2 separate regions of the Homo sapiens genome follow, and region 2 is linked to region 1. A link is a loop called in an ENCODE intact Hi-C map of the cell type or tissue named here. Cell type or tissue: psoas muscle. All regions are shown on one strand. Each heading gives the region's core, and the rest is flanking DNA. Links, peaks and the distances in the headings are about the cores only. Region 1 holds the start of LOC124903658 (a long non-coding RNA gene). Region 2 overlaps LOC124903657 (a long non-coding RNA gene).

Region 1 (9,150 bases), core at 663-8,662:
GATAGGGTCCTGTGACCATGCTCAGGGAATTTTCAGTCTCACGTAGGAGGTAAGGCAGGTATGTAAGTCAGGTTGCCCCCTAGAGTTGTGCATTTACACCCTGCATTCCATATATGACAGTCCTGCATAAGACCTTGTTATGAAAGAATCAGGAATGATGGCTTCAGGCATAGCTGGATCCAGGAGCAGAAATCATGTCATCAGAGCCTTTCTCTCTCTCTCTTTCTTTCTCTGTTTCTTCTGTATTGGCCTCATTGTTAAGCTTGTTTTCTCCATGTGGCAGCACTAGACTTGCATTCTGTTGCGGTTGCATAAAAAACGAACAAACAAACAAAACAAAACCAGGAAAGACTCTTATTAGCCTGGCTCGGGTTATGTACCAATCACTTTCACTTGGAGGAAATGGTGCTAGAATCATGCCAGTTACCTGCCCACCCAGGAAACCAGGGAGATGGTCATTTCCACCAGAAACACAGGAACTGAACTATTAGACCAGGGGTTGGCAAACTTTTAAAGGACCAAATAATAAATATATTAGCCTCATGGGCCATATGGTCTCTGTTGCAGCTACTTATTTCTACCATTGTTATGCAGAAGCAGCTGTAGACAGTAAATGAACGGGCACGTCTGTGTTTCATTAACACTTCATTTACAAAATCAGGCAGTGAATTTGGCTTTGTAGTTTGCAGACCCCTGTAATAGACAATTGGGGTATTGTGACTAGAGGGGAGGAAATTGACTAGAGAGGTGGGCAGACATCACCCCTTGTAGAGATAGGCGTCTCATTGTGTTGCCCAGGCTGGTCTTAAACTCCTGACCTCAAGCAGTCCTCCCACCTCAGCCTCCCAAAGCACTGGGATTACAGGTGAGAGCCGCGGCAACCGGCTGTGAATTATCGCTTGATTAATGAGTTGCTTTCACCAAAAATCTCAACTCCACACACACCTGTAGGATTCAGGCCACAACTACATCTAGGAAGAGCTGGGGGAGCCTGCAAGCTTAGGCTGAGTTGGGTCTTGAATGCCAGAGTAAGGAATCTGGATTTTCTTCGATACCAGCGGAGACCCCTCACAGGTGTTGAGTATCACAGCCAGGTACCTGTTTGCCCCCTAGATATCCAAATGTTGAGTGTTACAGATGCACAGCCTAGGTTCTCATGTTGAGCTGGAGGACAGTTGCGTTTTGCCTTGACTGCTGCTAACCCTTTGTGTAAGCAGGGGCAAGGGGGCTGGGACCCTCTGGGAAGATACTTCTTTTGGTTTTGCCACTAGTAGAGAAGTGGACTGGAACTTTCCCAGCAGGGCCAATACACCACAAAATTCCAGGTGGCGCCATTCACATGGTGGCCATTATGAATGGCACCACCTAGGGTTGTGCAGTCTACAGACTGAACAGCTGTGCGTGACCTTTGTGCTTCCCAGGATGAATGAGGTCTCTTCTGAACACTGGGCAGTGCTTAATACAGTTTTGACACTCAGCATAATGCAAAACGGTAAGAGAAATCTGTAAAGGGAAGATGGCTAAATCATTCAGAAAGTAAATTTACAGCTTTGTGTTTTCCCCAGATTTATTTACCAAGTGGGCAGCTGCATGTTATCAAACAGACAGGAAGTAGAAATGTCAAGTGTATGGGCTTTGCAGTGCTGTTCCTACTGCGACATTTGAGCCAAGAACCATGGGACTTGCCTCTGTGGACTGGCATGTGGCAGATGAGCTGGCCCTTTGTGTGTGCTCTGCGTGTGATCTTGGGGATACATTAATTGTCACATATGCTCATGTCCTGTGGGCCCCCAACTTTTCTTGGCTGGGCTGGGCTGGTGAAGATTAGGAAAACTGCACAATCTGACTGGTGCTTTTTGAAGCAATGCCAGAAAGACCCTCATTGAAGAGTGAATTAAAGTCAAGTTGGTTGATTGTTTGTCGAACAAGCACATATTGAATGCCTACAATGTGCAGAGCTCTTACAGCCCTCTCAGAGATGCCCCACTTGGCGATTGGGAGTGTGTGCCATTTAGAGTTTAGCATTACTGGCTTAGCTGGGGTTCTGCCTTTTAACAGTGGTGCAAATTAGTTATTCATCCTTCTCCCAACCTGTATTAGTTTGTTTTCTGTTGTGATAAAGGGATACCCAAGACTGGGTAAGGTTCAAGTGATTCTCCTTTTTTTTTTTTTGAGACGGAGTCTAGCTCTGTCGCCCAGGCTGGAGTGCAGTGGTGCAATCTCGCTCACTGCAAGCTCTGCCTCCCGGGTTCATGCCATTCTCTTGCCTCAGCCTCCCGAGTAGCTGGGACTACAGGCGTCCGCCACCACGCCCGGCTAATTTTTTGTATTTTTTTTAGTAGAGATGGGGTTTCACCGTGTTAGCTAGGATGGTCTCGATGTCCTGACCTCGTGATCCACCCGCCTCAGCCTCCCAAAATGCTGGGATTACAGACGTGAGCCACCGTGCCCGCCCAGTTTCAAGTGATTCTCATGCCTCAGCCTCCCAAGTAGCTGGGACTGCAAGTGCATGCCACCACGTCAGGTTAATTTTTGTACTTTTAATAGAGATGGGGTTTCGCCATGTCGGCCGGGTTGGTCTCGAACCCCTGACCTCAAGTGATCCACCCACCTCAGCCTCCCAAAGTCCTGGGATTACAGGCATGAGCCACCATGCCTAGCTCCTGATAACACTTTTGAAGAACATCAGATCAGTCTCATCTCATGCACAGGATGCGTCTGAAGACCTCACAGCATTCAAAACTTGCATTTTTCAAGACGAGTTTTCCCATAGGCTTTAATGTCAAGTTGGGGGGTATGCAGCCTCGGAAGGCATAAATCTACAGCCATTATGGCTTAGGGGCATGTTATTAGCAGCATCAGTCTCAAAACGACGTCACCAGCTGTTTTTCTACCTCCTTTCCCATCCCTCCAGCATCCTTACCTAGCTTTATGAGTATTGGGGGGGATCTTAAAGCCACCCCAGTTGTAATAATATCAACTAAGCTGGGCATGGAGGCATGCATCTATAGTCCCAGCTACTCAAGAGGCTGAGGGCGGGAGGATCACTTTGAGCCCAGGAGTTCGAGTCCAGCCTGGGCAACATAGTGAGACCCTGTTTCTTAAAAAAAAAAACAATGAATTGATCGATCAATCAATAAAAAATGTTTCAAGATGTATTGAGCAGCTGTTTACTACGCAACCAAGCACTGTTCTAAGCATTTTATTTATTTTTGAGACAGGGTCTCTTGCTGTGTCACCCAGGCTGGAGTACAGTGGCACAATCATAGCCCACTGCAGCCTCAAACTCCTGGGCTCAAGCAGTCCTCCCGCCTTAGCCTCCCAAGTAACTATGACTACAAACACAGACCACCATGCCCAGCTAATTTAAAAAATTTTTTTGTAGAAACAGAGTTCTGCCATGTTGCCCAGGCTGATCTCAAACTTTCGAGCTCAAGTGATCCTCCTGCCTTAGCTTCCCAAAGTTTACATTCTTCACAAAGTTTACAGCTGTGGGCCACCATGCCCAGCCAACTTTCAGTAGAGATGGGTCCTGCTGTGTTGCCCAGGCTGGTCTCAAACTCCTGGCCTCAAGGGATCCTCCTGCCTTGGCCTCCCAAAATGCTGGGATTATATGTGTGAGCCACCATGCTCGGCCTCTACGCATTTTATATGTGTTAACTCATTCAGTGTTTACAACCACCGTATAATGTGGGTACTGTCAATATTTCCACTTTACAGATGGGGAAATGGAGGTACGGGAGGGGAAAGGGACTTGCCCCAGCACCCAGCCAGGGTTCAGCCCCAGCGGTTCTCTCAATGACTACCCTGTATCGTCTTCCTTCTCCATCCACCCCTACATCCTCCTTCCCAATTTCTCAGCAGTTCTTTATTGGGAGCACATTGAGTCACGGCTGCTGCTAATTTATAGCTATTTCTTTACATCAAACTTCTGTTCAGAAATTGTTGATTTTCAGGGCCATTTCTGCCGCGCAAAGAACCCTTGAGTGACATTGTTATAGGATATTTTTAAAAGATCTTAAATTATAGACACAGTGACTGTTGAAATACCAGGACACTTGTAACCAAAAGCAGAAGTTCGGATGCCTATAAAACAACCAGACGGTTCACTCCAGGCTGGAGATTGACAGGTCTCGGGCTTCACTGAGCCAAAGTGGCGCCCCCACGTGGCGACAGCTTAACTTTACACAGCTCTCCACCCAACCCCAGCTTTGAAATTATGCAAGTTCTTGACAGATTGTTCTAAATTGGGGAATATTTCTTCATATCATTTCACATTTTGTGCAAAAAGCAAGACGTTGTTGAGAGTTTAAGGACACCACACTGTCAAATTTGCATTATTCCATGTTGCATAAAATGAGTCTGAGAGCGGTTTCATCGTGGGTCTTAACCCCCAAGGGACAGAGATGCCAGTCCCCGGGGATTCCTGGACAGCTACTGAGACCTCTTCCCTTCCTATAGGATGGCCAGCCGGAGCAGTGACAAGGATGGTGACTCTGTCCACACGGCCAGCGAAGTCCCGCTGACCCCACGGACCAATTCCCCGGATGGAAGACGCTCGTCCTCAGACACATCCAAGTCTACATACAGCCTGACGCGGAGGATTTCGAGTAAGTATCTCTGCTTTACCTTTCTGGGGGCCCTGGCTGGCTTTCCCAGACACTCTCCCACGGAGAGTCATGAAGGGCAGTGTTATTGCTGGGGGAGGGCGGCAGAGTGGGATGACAGTCCAGGAGACAGGGCGAGAGAGAGATAATGACGGTGTGACAGAGGAGGGCATCACACCTGATTGCTGCTGAGTTTAATCAAAAGCAATCATTTTGATTGATTTTTGCTTTATTAATTTTAAGTTTGATTGAATTGGCTGAATTGATTAACATTGTCAGTGTATATCATTTCAGATTCTGAAAGATGAGTGTGGCTATATTATATAGCAGGGTTTGTCAATTCTGGTGACTTTGGGAGCTAGGCGGGTTGCATCAGTGGCCAAGTGCAGAGGTTGCATAGAGATAAACATTGCCTGAGTGCAGTGACAAATGGCAGCTGCCGCTCTGTCTGGAGAGTTACTAGGGCAGGGTGGGGACTTCGGTCAATTGAAAAGCAAATGCCCCATTGAAAGGGGGCCAGGGTGTCTGCTACTCAGCTCTGGCCAATGGTAGCTGTATGGGATTGGGGGCTCCGTATTGTCTGATCTTTGTAAAGAGATATTGGCAATCTGGGTTTTTTTATGTGAAACATTCTTACTTTCAAGCCTAAACAAAATGTATGTGTGGCCATCAAATTTGACCACCCAATTTGTCCACTCTGTTGTGTGGCGTATGTGTTTGACCAAACAGCATGATTTGGGTGAGGAGGAAAAAGGAGGACAAACACCCAGAGGCTCCCAACCTCCTTCTGCTCCACAAAAGTATCTCTGCTCTGTGTGAACCGATGTCTGAAATTCACCAGACAGAGGGAAAAGCTTCAAATGCATGAAACAAATCCATTCAGGTGGAGATCATTGGTGTCCAACCTTTCCTGGGGATAGAGGGAAAAGAAAAAAGTAGAAAAAAAAAGAGTTCAAGGGCATGAAATAGTGAAACAGAGGGAGCACTGGATTTCTTTAGGCCTCAGTCTTCCCATTTGTAAAATGAGAGGGCTGGTCTAGAGCTGCGCTGTCTGGTATAACAATCACTAGACACACGTAGCTGTTGAGCACGTAAATGGTGTGAGACTGAATCTTACTGATGTTCTGTAAGTGCAAAATACATACTGGACTTTCAGGACAGTGAGGAAAAAAAAAAAAAAAGTCTGGGCGCGGTGGCTCATGCCTGTAATCCCAGCACTTTGGGAGGCCGAGGCGGGAGGATCACCTGAGGTCAGGACTTCGAGACCAGCCTGGCTAACATGGTGAAACCCCATCTCTACTAAAAATACAAAATTAGACGGGCATGGTAGCGCATGCCTGTAATCCCAGCTACCTGGGAGGCTGAGGCAGGAGAATCGGTTGAACCCGGGAGGTGGAGGTTGCAGTGAGCCGAGATTGCACCACTACACTCCAGCTCAGGCAACAAAAATGAAACTCTGTCTCAAAAAAAAAAAAAAAAAGAGAGAGAGGATTTAAAGTATCTCACTAAAATATTTTTATATTGGTTCCATGTTGAAATGAGTATACATTGGATATAGTGGGTTAAATAAAATAAAATATTAAAATTAATTTTGCAGGCTGGGCGCGGTGGCTCACGCCTGTAATCCCAGCACTTTGGGAGGCCGAGGCAGGCAGATAGCTTGAGGCCAGGAGTTCAAGACCATCCTGGCCAACATGATGAAATTCCATCTCTATTAAAAATGCAAAAATGGGCCAGGTGTGGTGGTATACAACTGTAGTCCCAGCTACTTGAGAGGCTGAGCCATGAGATTCACTTGCACCTGGAAGGTGGAGGTTGCAGTGAGCCGAGATCCGCCACTGCACTCCAGCCTGGACGATAGAGCAAGACTCTGTCTCAAAATAAATAAATAAAATTAAATGAATTTTGCCCTTTTATTTGCATATTTTAAAAGTCGTGGCTGCCAGAACATTTTAAGTTACATGTGTGGCTTGCATTTCTGGCTTGCGTTATCTTTCTATGGACAGTGTGGGCCTAGGTAATTTCTAAGTCTCATGCCCAGCTCTGAACACAGGTTATCTCCATTTAGCATACATCTATCAGAGTACCTCCCATGCCTCTGGCAAATGTCTCATAAAGACAACTGTTTGGGCAATTAGCAAGAATGCCATGAGCTCATTGCTAGAAGAGAGGGATGTGCAAAGGTTGGAATAATGAACTTGGGATCAATGCATTCTGCTGGTTCATGGAAGGGAGAGAGGCGGCCCGTAAGCGGTGAGGTTTGAATATGAACCTTGAAGAAGTACAGTCGTTCCCATTTATTGGTCTGTGCCTACGGGCACATTCTGTGCCATGCTCTTTTCATGCCCTGGCTCAGTGAATCTTCACCACATTCTTTGAGGTAGGTGCCGTTATTGACTCTATTTTACTGATGGGAAAACAGAGTCCCAGAGAGTCAAAAGAATATGCCCGGAGTCACATGGCTCACTGGTAATGAGTACACGAGTAGTGAGTAAGTGGCTGAGATGGAATTCCACCCAGGCACTCTGGTCCCAGAGCTCACTCTCTTAAAGTGGAGACATCGTAGGATAATGGTTAGAGCCAGACTCTGGGGTCAGCTAGACCAGCCTGACCCCTGGCTCCTACACTTGCAAGTGTGTGACCTTCAGAAAGTTACTTAAAGCTTCTGTTTCCTCGTCTATAAAGTGGGGATAATAGTAATTATCTAATAATTCAAGGGGATGTGAAGATTGTGATTGCACATATGCGATGATGTAGTGTACACAGTCCATTAGAGCAGTGCCTGGCACTTAGCTGCTGTGATGATGGCAAGGTGTCAATAGTGCCACCAAACTATCTGTCACAGAATCAGTGAGTATTTCAGAGTGTGGAGAAAGATGGCAAAGGTCATTCTGAAGCAGAGTAAACAATGCAAGAATCTGCTTACCTGCAAAGTGGCCCAGGTCTGCCCCGTATGTGGCTGTCTTCATTGTTATTTCTGGTGGCTCTCAGGTCTTGAGTCAAGACGTCCCAGCTCTCCACTCATCGATATTAAACCCATCGAGTTTGGCGTTCTCAGCGCCAAGAAGGAGCCCATCCAACCTTCGGTGCTCAGACGGACCTATAACCCCGACGACTATTTCAGGAAGTTCGAACCCCACCTGTACTCCCTCGACTCCAACAGCGACGATGTGGACTCTCTGACAGACGAGGAGATCCTGTCCAAGTACCAGCTGGGCATGCTGCACTTCAGCACTCAGTACGACCTGCTGCACAACCACCTCACCGTGCGCGTGATCGAGGCCAGGGACCTGCCACCTCCCATCTCCCACGATGGCTCGCGCCAGGACATGGCGCACTCCAACCCCTACGTCAAGATCTGTCTCCTGCCAGACCAGAAGAACTCAAAGCAGACCGGGGTCAAACGCAAGACCCAGAAGCCCGTGTTTGAGGAGCGCTACACCTTCGAGATCCCCTTCCTGGAGGCCCAGAGGAGGACCCTGCTCCTGACCGTGGTGGATTTTGATAAGTTCTCCCGCCACTGTGTCATTGGGAAAGTTTCTGTGCCTTTGTGTGAAGTTGACCTGGTCAAGGGCGGGCACTGGTGGAAGGCGCTGATTCCCAGTTCTCAGGTAAGGGATGGGTTTGTGGTGTTTCCTCCTGGGAGCTTTTTTAAAAAGTGATTATTTTTATTTTATTTTACTGTTTAAAAGGCTTTTTTGGATTTTTAAAACTTTTTATTTTGAAATAATTTTTGACTCACAAGAGGTTGCAAAAATAGCAGAGAGTTCCTGTGTCCTCTTGATCCAGCATGATAGCATCTTACGCAACCAGGAAATAGATGTTGGTAACTAACCTAGAGCTTACTCAGATTTCAGTAGTTTTTTTTTTTTTTTGAGACGCTCTGTCACCCAGGCTGGAGCGCCGTGGCGTGATCTTGGCTCACTGCAAACTCCACCTCCCAGGTTCACGCCATTCTCCTGCCTCAGCCTCCTGAGTAGCTGGGACTATAGGCGCCCGCCACCACGCCCTGCTAATTTTTTTGTATTTTTTTTTTTTTTAGTAGAGATGAGGTTTTCCGTGTTATCCAGGATGGTCTCGATCTCCTGACCTCAAGATTTCACTACTTTTTACATGCATCACTCATGTGTGTGTCTTTCTGTGAAAATTTATCACATGTATAGATTCCTGTAACCACCACCACTCTGGAAGCCTTTTTTAAATCATCGATGCTGAGTTATTTAATAAGGAGAATGATTGCACAGGGTATAAAGCTATCAATCATTTTGACTTTCAGAAATTGATTTTTTTGGGGAAAAAGTGAAGGCTGGAAAACAGGATGATGCATGGATGTTTTTCAGGCCAACTGTTAGATTGGCTTCCTTCCCCCTGTCCAGCCCAGGGAAATGTGGTTGGCTGCTCGGGAAGCCACCCACGGACCAGGCTGTGTCTCCAGTCGGCTGTTGTGCATTCCTGCATATTAGAGGGTAACTGTCTACCCATTGTAGGTAGAAGGATGTGGGGAGCCCAAGGAAAGGAAAAGACCCAGCCACTCCTTCCTCCT
Region 2 (9,150 bases), core at 538-8,537, 49 kb before region 1:
AAGAGTCAAAAAGTAAAATGGAGAAACTGAGAAGTGTTATCTAAATGTCGACTGTGTTCTTTTAGGAATGCACCAGCATTTCTGGAACCACAGGAAGGTGAGTCCATTTCTTAAGGAATCACTCTTAGGCACTCTGCCAGATGTCTCCCTGCCACCAAACTTCCTTTCCCACAGGACTGTGAATGGGTCTGCGGTTGTGACTTTTTGTTGTAGTTGCGTCCCCAGAAGAGAGATACAGTGAGAGCATCAACCACATGCTTATCTCATTCTTACTTCTAAAGTGTGTCATCTTTCTCCCCAGTCTGATTTTCATTGCTTGAGTTCCTGGGCAGAAAGCTTAGGCTAGTTGTTCTCAATCCTGGCTTCATAACAATGGGTAAGGGGCTTTGTAAAAATACTCATGCTTGGGACCCCACCTAAGACCAGAGAGATCAGAACTTAGGAGGATGCAGCTAAGGCATGGGAGCTGTTTACATCTCCCTGGACAATTTTAGAGTGCAGCTGGGGTTGTGAACCAGTGACCTAGGTCAGATGGCCCTTCTGGAACCTGCAGTGCTCAGTAGAGTACCTGCAATCTCTCCACTAGATGTTGTGGAAGCACCAGCTGGTTTGCATGAGGTTTGCTACGTGGCTGAGACAGAAAGGTTAAGGGTGGTGATGGTGGTGCTGGGGGACCAAATCCTAGGAGAGAGCTCTTCAGCTGAGAGACACAAGGCAAAATATAATTGCTAAGTGGGCAATGGGGCTTCATCCATTTGGCAGTTCCCCTTTTCCCCAACCCCAAGGAGAAGGAAACAGTTAAACCAAAAAAAGAGGCATCAGAGTCATCCTGAAACTTCTCAGTAATGAAACGCCTCAATATTCAGAGGGAGAGTGCCCTGTTCTTTCTTGCTCTGTCGCCCAGGCTGGAGTGCAGTGGGGCAGTCATAGCTCACTGCAGCCTGAAATCCTGGGCTGAAGCAATCCTCCTGCCTCAGGTTCCTGAGTAATTGGGACTCCAGGTGCTGCCACAACGCCTGGCTTTTTATTTTATTTTATTTTTATTTTTAAAGATGGGGGTCTTACTCGGTTGCCCATAATGTTCTCAAATTCCTGGCCTCAAGGGATACTCCATCTCGGCCTCCCAAAGTACTAGGATTACAGGTGTGAGCCACCATGCCTGGCTGCCCCACTTCTTTTAATCTTGTAGCCTGCAGATAACATATGTCAGATACAGCCTGTCTTCACAAAATGCTGGCTCTTTTCATGAATATTCAATGGTTTTGCCTACATTATCTCAATCTCTCTCCCCAACTCATCTTTAGGTGTAGTGGCTGGCACTTAAAAAAAATAAAGTCTATCAAGACACCTTCTAATGAAGCCAGGGAAAAAAAAGACCCCTAGGAGTCCCACTGCGTGCCAGACTCAGGCTAAATGCTTTTAAGGACCAAATCTCTCAAATGATTTTTATCTTCATGGTTTATTCAATCATTAGTCTCCTCAAATTAGCAGCTATGCCTCTGATGGGCAACTGTCGATCCTTATCAAAATGAAAGCATTAAAACATATTTCAACCTTGGAGACAAATGGTTGTGGCATTTGAAGAAGAGAAGCCTTCAGGATCTTGCATGGCAGAAAACTGCAGGCTAGAAACCCTGCTCCAGATTTTAAGCAATGGACTTGTGATGATTCTTTTTTCTCTGATAAATACCTGGTTTTCAAAAGCAGTCTAATTAGTATGGATCTCCACTTTGCAAGGCTTAAAAGTGTATTTGGGCTTCCTCTCACTAAACCAGTCTCGTGGGACCACCCAGAGTCTAAGCTCTCCCCTTCCAGATGCTGAATATGCATGAGTAACCCTCTATCTCCCAGTCCCCTGCAGTTAGGCAGGGCCAAGTGACTGGTTCACCAATGGGCAAGGAGCAAAAGTGATGTGTGCACGATCCTACAGAGGCAATAAAAGCCATGTGTTAAAGAGGCGGGTGGGTCACCTGAGGTCAAGAGTTCGGGACTAGCCTGGCCAACGTAGTGAAACCCCATCTCTACTAAAAATACAAAAAATTAGCCAGGCGTGGTGGTGGGTGACTGTAATTCCAGTTACTCGGGAGGCTGAGGCAGGAGAATTGGTTGAACCCAGGAGGCAGAGGTTGCAGTGAGCTGAGATTGCGCCACTGCACTCCAGCCTGGGCAAAAAGAGCAAATCTCAAAAAACAAAAACAAAAAACAGACAAACAAACAAACAAAACCATGAAACTGATGATCCGCAGCTTCCAAATAAGATCTTAGGAGTTGGATGAATGGGCTCAAGCATGAGCTTTAAGAGGCAAAATGGCGGAGTTTAACTGGTATATGACCTTGTAGAGACATTAGGCTGGTAAGGGAAGAACACCTCATATAACTCCAGTAAGCACACTGCACATTCCACTGCCACCCCCACAAATGTTAGCAGGCCACTGCACATACGGATAGCCCACTCCAAGGGAAGGATCAGGGGAGAAGGGATGCGAGACCCTGGAAGTAGGCCAACATATAAAACCCTCTGTCAAAGGTCAAATGGGACACTTGAGAGGTTAAGTATCACCTCCTAGGACTATTGCCACGATCTCTGTCTTGTAGGGTTTCATGCACTTGGCCCTGCTCCAAGGGTACTCGCCTTCCTTTAATTCCTGCTCTAAAGCTTTTTAAGAAACTTTCACTCCTGCTCTGAAACTCGCCTGTCTCTCCTTCTGCCTTCTGCCCCTCAGCTGAATTCTTTCTCTTGAGGAGGCAGGAATTGAGGTTGTGGCAGACCCGTATGGATTTGCCAGGGTAACACCAGGATGCTGAAGAGAGTGCCTATCATAACCCCATTTTGGAAGACCCCATTGGGACCCTACTGAATAATGATTGAATGCTAACTATGTGCCAGGCCCTGTGCTGGCACAGGGGATAATAGAGTGGTTAGCAGAGCAAACACCATCTTATTGGCCTGCAGTTTACAGTCTGCTGGAAGAGGCAGCCACTTGCCAATAAGCACGCCAGTGAGCACTAAATAACTAACAGAGGGCCAGGCATAGTGGCTCATGCCTGTAATCCTACTTCTTTGGAGGCCAAGGTGGGTGGATCACTTGAGCCCAAGAGTTCAAGACCAGCCTGGACAACATGGCAAAACCCCATTCTATAAGGAACATAAAAATTAGCCGGGCATGGTGGCACACACCTGTAGTTGCAACTACTTGGGAGGCTGAGGGGGGAGAATTGCCCGACCCGGGGAGGTCGAGGCTGCAGTGAGCCGTGATCGTGCACTTCAGCCTGAGTGACAGAGTGGTGAGACCCTGTCTCAAAAAACAAACAAACAAAAAACGAAACTAACAGAGGTAAATGCTTTGAAGGAAAGAAACCAGTTTTTATGACACTGTGAGTCAAAGGGACCTAGTGCAGCATGGGGGAATTAGGGAAGGCTTCTCTGAAATCTTGAAGCTCAGCACACTAGCCCATGGGGGTCTGTTTCAGGGTGTCACCTTCGGGAGCACTTACAGAGTGAAGCTCTGTGACAAATGCTGGACACACACAGTTCTCCTTTGATCATTGCAATAGTCCTAGGAGGTAATACTATTATAATAGGAGCCCCAATGTACAGAGGTGGAAACTGAGGCTCAGAGGGACGAGATCATATGCCCCCAGGGCATTTAACAAGGAAGTGCAAACAGGGATTTGAACCCTCATCTGCTGACTCCAAAATTAACGCTCACTGCATTTCCTTGGCCCTTGCAAAGCCAGCCAAGGAAGTTAGTCATACAGGAAGTAGCCCCTCAGAAGTCCCACAGCAGGAGATCAAAATGAAACAAGCAAGCAGATGTTTACAAGCTGCCTGGAAAAGCCACCCACCACAAGAGCAGGGAATCATTCTCCCTCTACCCCAACCCCTCCTTCAAAGCTCCTAAAAAGCTTCCTTTTTCATTTTTACAGAGTCCCCTCTCCACCCCCTTTTCCCCCAGAGGACTGACTTCATCCTTTCAGCAGATGGGAAGGCGTGGGCTGCCGGCCCTACAGTAGCACAATCACCAATGATGACTTCCCTCCAATCTTAACCCAGATGAAAATGACAGAGACACACCAGCTCTTTCTTCTCTTGGCTTTTCCCGAAGCTTCCCTTTCCATTAGGCCACTGGGGGTTGGCGCCCGAAGCTTCCCTTTCTCACCAGAATAGAAGCAGGAAGTCTTGGGGTAGCTGCGTTGAAATGTTGGCTGGTACGAGCATGTTGTTTTGTTTTTATAGAAGGACTAAACAGATCCCCCACACAGACACAATACACATTCAGAGGCATGATTCCCATATAGATACACATGTGCACACATGCACGCATAGATATACATGCTTGTGAGTCACACACATTCACTCATAGCTAACACTTGTATAGCACTTACTGTGTTCCAGACAGTATCCTAGGTCAGGGCAAACTGTGGACCATGGACCAAATCCTGCCTGCAGCCTCTTCGTGTAAATAAATTTTATTGGAACACAGCGGCTCTGTGTTTAGAGAGAGTCAGGCCAAGGAACAAGTGACCCAGATAGGTCAGAAAGTGACTCTGGGAATCTAGAAGGGTGTGAGCCAGGCCTGGATTGGTTTTGCAAGAATGAAAATGGCTTTCTTGTTTGTTTGTTTGTTTATCATAGAAGTGATATATGCTCACTGTAAAAAGTTCAAGTATACAGAAATGTCTAGGAAAGAAGTAAAGATCTTTGGACACCCCTAGAAACTCAGGCCAAAGCTTCCCCACTTAGCAATCAGGAGTGGGAGAGAGGGGTTGCCCATCCACCCCTGCCTATCCCTTCAGGACAAAAACATCAATTCCCATGACCTCATCTGCCTGCCTTGAGACAGTGGGTGTTGGGGACAATGGCAGGATGTGGACTTCCAATGTAGCAATCTGACATCAGCCTTAGCCTGGAGCTGGGTAGTGCCCATGATCAAAGCCCCTGGAAGGGACCAGTTCAGCTTGTATCAGAGCCATCCTTGGGGTGACTAATAATAATGATTTTGATTGAACATTCACTACTACCAGACACCACTCAAAAGATGAAATTAACTCATTGAATCCTTGTGACCATCCTAGGAGTTAGGTACCCTAATGCTCTTCTTACAGAAGATGAAGCAGGCTCAGAGAGGTAAAGTAATTTCCCCAAGGTCACACAGCCAGGAAACAGCAGAGCCAGAACTGATGTCCCAGTGATCTTGTGCCAGAGCCATGTGCTCTTCCTCACAAGGCTGATGTGATGTTTGGAGGCTGGAGGCTGGAGTATTTAGAATCCTCAGTATACAATTGAGGAAATGAGGTTCTGAAAGGTTGAGTGACTTGCCTAAGGTCATACAGCCAACAAGCAGGAGCTCCAGGAAAGAAGTTCAGGGTCATGTGACTTCAGAGCTGGTTCTTAGTGCTGGGTTTCCCCAACTCCAGCCCTTGGGGAGTATCTTTGCCACCTCACGGTACCTCCTGCAAGACAATTTGTTTACTCTTTCTTCTTTTTTTATTTTTTGAGATGGAGTCTCACTTTGCCGCCCAGGCTGGAGTGCAATGGCGTGATCTCAGCTCACTGCAACCTCCGCCTCCCAGGTTCAAGCAATTCTCCTGCCCCAGCCTCCCAAGTAGCTGGGATTACAGGCCCCCCCACCACGCCTGGCTAAGTTTTGTATTTTTAGTAGAGACGGGGTTTTGTCACGTAGGCCAGGCTGGTCTTAAACTCCTGACCTCAGGTGATCCACCCGCCTTGGCCTCCTAAAATGCTGGGATTACATGCGTGAGTCACTGCGCCCGGGCTGTTTACTCCTTAACACTGCTGCCATGGACTTATGTGTCCCTCATAAATGCATGTGCTGAAACCTAATCGCCAATGTGAGGATACAAGGCGCTCTTGAAAGGTGATTAGGTCATGGGGGAAGAGTTCTCATGAAGGGATTAGTGGCCTTCTGTAAGAGGCATCAGAGAGCTCCCTCACCCCTTCTGCCACGTGAGGACACAGCGAGAAGGCACCATCTGTGAAACAGGAAGTGGGCCCTCCGCAGACAACAAATCTACCGGCACATTGATCTTGGACCTCCCGGCCTTTAGAACTGTGAGGAATACATTTCTGTTTTGTTGTTGTTGTTTTTTTTTTTTTGATGGAGTCTCGCTCTGTTGCCCAGGTTGGAGTGCAATGGCAAGATCTTGGCTCACTGCGACCTCTGTCTCGCGGGTTCAAGCCATTCTCCTGCCTCAGCCTCCTGAGTAGCTGGGATTACAGACGTGTGCCATCATGCCTGGCTAATTTTTGTATTTTTAGTAGAGATGGGGTTTCACCATGTTGGCCAGGCTGGTCTTGAACTCCTGACCTCAGGTGATCCACCCCCCTCGGCCTGCCAAAGTGCTGGGATTACAGGTGTGAGCCACTGCGCCTGGCTGAGAAATATTCTGTGTTTATAAGCCACCCAGTTTAGGGTATCTTGTTATAGCAGCTCACATGGACTAAGATAGTTGCTTGTTGTTGTTTTTTTTTTCTCTAGCCTTATTCCAAACTCTATCTGTGAAATTATTGGTTTAATGTGCTAGTTATACATATTTTTCTACTACATTAAATACCTACTAAGCTAAAACATGTATGTCATGTGTTCCATGAATGGTACATGTGCTCAGCTATAAAAAAACACACTAGTTTCTTGGACCAGACATAAATCCCACCCTTAAGGAAGTTTTGGGTGAATTGGGGAGATGGACAGTGTTATGGGCTTAATTGTGTCCCCTCCCTGCCATTCGTATATTGAAGTCCTAAGCCCCAGCACCTTAGAATGTAATCATATTTGGAAGTAAGGGTTTTCAATAGGTGATTAAGTTAAAATGCAGCACCATCATAGCTTGCCGCAGTCTCAAACTGCTGGGCTCAAGCAATCCTCCTACCTCAGCCTCAAAAGTGGTTGGGACCACAGGCACACAGCACCATACTCAGCTAATTTTTAAAAATTTTTTGTAGAGATAGTGTCTCACTATGTTGCCCAGGCTGGTCTTGAACAACTAGCCTCAAATGATCTCCCATCTTTGGCCTCCCAAAGGGCTGGGATTACAGGTGTGAGCCACAGTGCCCAGACTCCAACTTTTTATTATTTATTTTTATTTTTTTGAGATGGAGTCTTGTTCTGTTGCCCGGACTGGAGTACAGTGGTGCGATCTCAGCTCACTGCAACCTCCGCCTCCTGGGTTCAAGCAATTCTCTTGCCTCAGCCTCTTGAGTAGCTGGGATTGCAGGTGCCCACCACCATGCCCAGCTAATTTTTATATTTTTAGTGGAGACAGAGTTTCACCATGTTGGCCAAGCTGGTCTCGAACTCCTGACCTCAAATGATCCACCTGCCTCGGCCTCCCAAAGTGCTGGGATTACAGATGTGAGCCACCACGCCCAGTCTCCAACTTCTTTTTGGTGTGTGAAAGAAACTTTTATCTTACTTAGCCCTGTTATTTTGTTATAAGGAGAGGGACCTAATCCTAATTCTAACTGATTTCAGCTGCTTATAAAACTGGGAAAATATCACATTCAAATCCAATTTTCTGTCTTTACTTGAAAAATAAGATCGGTCACACTGTGCCCATGTTCCCATGTGGCAGTGGCGAGGCAGGGGCTCAGGAGGGGCTGTCTGCTCCATCTCCAGTTCACATAGTCCTCATGAATCACAATCTATATGTGATATCCACCTGACTTGCTGGTTTATCTTGTCTGCCTGCCCCTGTAGGCATTTGAGTTTGTGACCCCTGACTCATTTTCTCTGAGCCTCAATTTCCTCACTGACAAAATAGGGCTAATTTTAGAGTCTCCTTGTTAGGCATTTTTTTCTTTTTTTGAGACAGAGTGTCACTCTGTCACCCAGGCTGGAGTGCAGTGGCACAGTCTCGGCTCACTGCAACCCCCACCTCCCAGGCTCAAGTGATCCTCCTACCTCAGCCTCCCGAGTAGCTGGGATTACAGGCACGCACGACCACACCTGGCTAATTTTTGTATTTTTAGTAGAGACGGGGTTTCACCACGTTGGCCAGGCTGGTCTCAAACTCCTGACCTCAAGTGATCTGCCTGCCTGGGCCTCCCAAAGTGCTGGGATTACAGGCATAGACCACCACGCTCGGCCTCCTTGTTAGGCTTTTGCGAAGATGAGATGAGTTGCTAGATGCAAAGTGATATTTACAAGTCTCAGGAGTGAGGGCCACTGCTATCATTGTTACTGTTATTATCATTATCACCATCATTACCAGTATGGAAAGGAATTTGCCTTTTTTGGTGGTTGATCCAAAATCAGAAGGAGAGAAAGCAGGGGAACAGCTCAGATGCTAGCAAGAGTTTCTAGAGTGTGTTCATGCCTGCGGATGACTTTTCTTTTCCGCCCAGGGACAGAGTTTCCGATGTTCATTTATTTAATCCCTCTTGGAAAGTGTTAGCAGCTCGTTGCATCTGTAAAGGATGGAGGTGCCTTTGATCACTTCAATCAACTCACAGCTTCTCCCTTCCCAAAGGCAAGAGGCACCCTTGGCTTCCTCCTGCAAGGGCTCTGGGTACAAGCCTGAGCTTGCTGCCACCGTTAGTCTCCCACTGTGCTGGGGCTGAGGGAGGGGGCTGCCGGGCCCACGGTGGAGTTTGGGGGGATTTCAGGTTAACCCACAGTATATGGGAGGGTGGGTTTCTTTTCCTTTGTGCCGTCATTTTTCCAAGGCGGCAATCAAAGGAGAGCAACCTGTGGTATAATTCAAGGCTGGCAAAGAGACAGACAAAGATGATGGCAGAGGTGCCTCCCCTGCAGCCTGTGGATCCATACTGCACTCACGTCCTCACTCTGAAGGTGGCCTCCTATGAACACCTGCAGCTCAGGCCCGGGAGTTCTTATCTGTTTGTGACAGGACATTCCACCCACATGTAGGACAAGGCAGACATTGCTGGAGTGTTTGAGCCGCAGGGAGCAGCGCTCAACCAACCATGGATGGGACTGGTGGATAATCGCCCAGCTCCCTTCCCTTTCCATGGGACAGCTCTGGGATGCATGCTTTGCCCTGGCCCCAGCAGAGCTGAACCTCAGTTGCCACCTGCCCCCCAGCCCCCTCCGTAGGAACATGCCTGGGGACACACCCTTCCTTGGCTGCCTTCCCGTTCCCATCCCTGTCTCTCACTGTCCCCTCCCT

The links. Peaks named below come from ENCODE experiments on the same cell type or tissue, not always from the same donor. Only the 100,000 strongest peaks of a DNase experiment are listed, where the experiment ranks them.
Region 2: it touches region 1 in a loop (6-fold over the local background); 3 of 110 quality-filtered maps call a loop at or near these places.

The regions. Positions count from the first base shown.
Region 1 is chr16:19,175,930-19,185,079 of GRCh38, forward strand. It overlaps SYT17 (synaptotagmin 17), which reads left to right. Exons shown (of 8, transcript NM_016524.4): 4 at 4,462-4,610; 5 at 7,599-8,218. LOC124903658 (a long non-coding RNA gene) reads right to left here and starts at 8,131. Exons shown (of 2, transcript XR_007065012.1): 1 at 7,534-8,131; 2 at 4,819-5,517. RefSeq lists an enhancer at 8,717-9,150. In psoas muscle, for the core only: a CTCF peak has its summit at 4,161 (motif pointing left); DNase peaks (open chromatin) are centred at 4,152 and 4,462.
Region 2 is chr16:19,127,189-19,136,338 of GRCh38, forward strand. It overlaps LOC124903657 (a long non-coding RNA gene), which reads left to right. Exons shown (of 2, transcript XR_007065011.1): 1 at 1-97; 2 at 8,366-9,150. Among named protein-coding and RNA genes, the nearest start is that of ITPRIPL2, 18 kb to the left of the region's middle. RefSeq lists enhancers at 3,677-3,756, 3,679-3,973. In psoas muscle, for the core only: no CTCF peak of the experiment used is centred there; DNase peaks (open chromatin) are centred at 4,116 and 5,733; H3K27ac peaks cover 3,100 bases.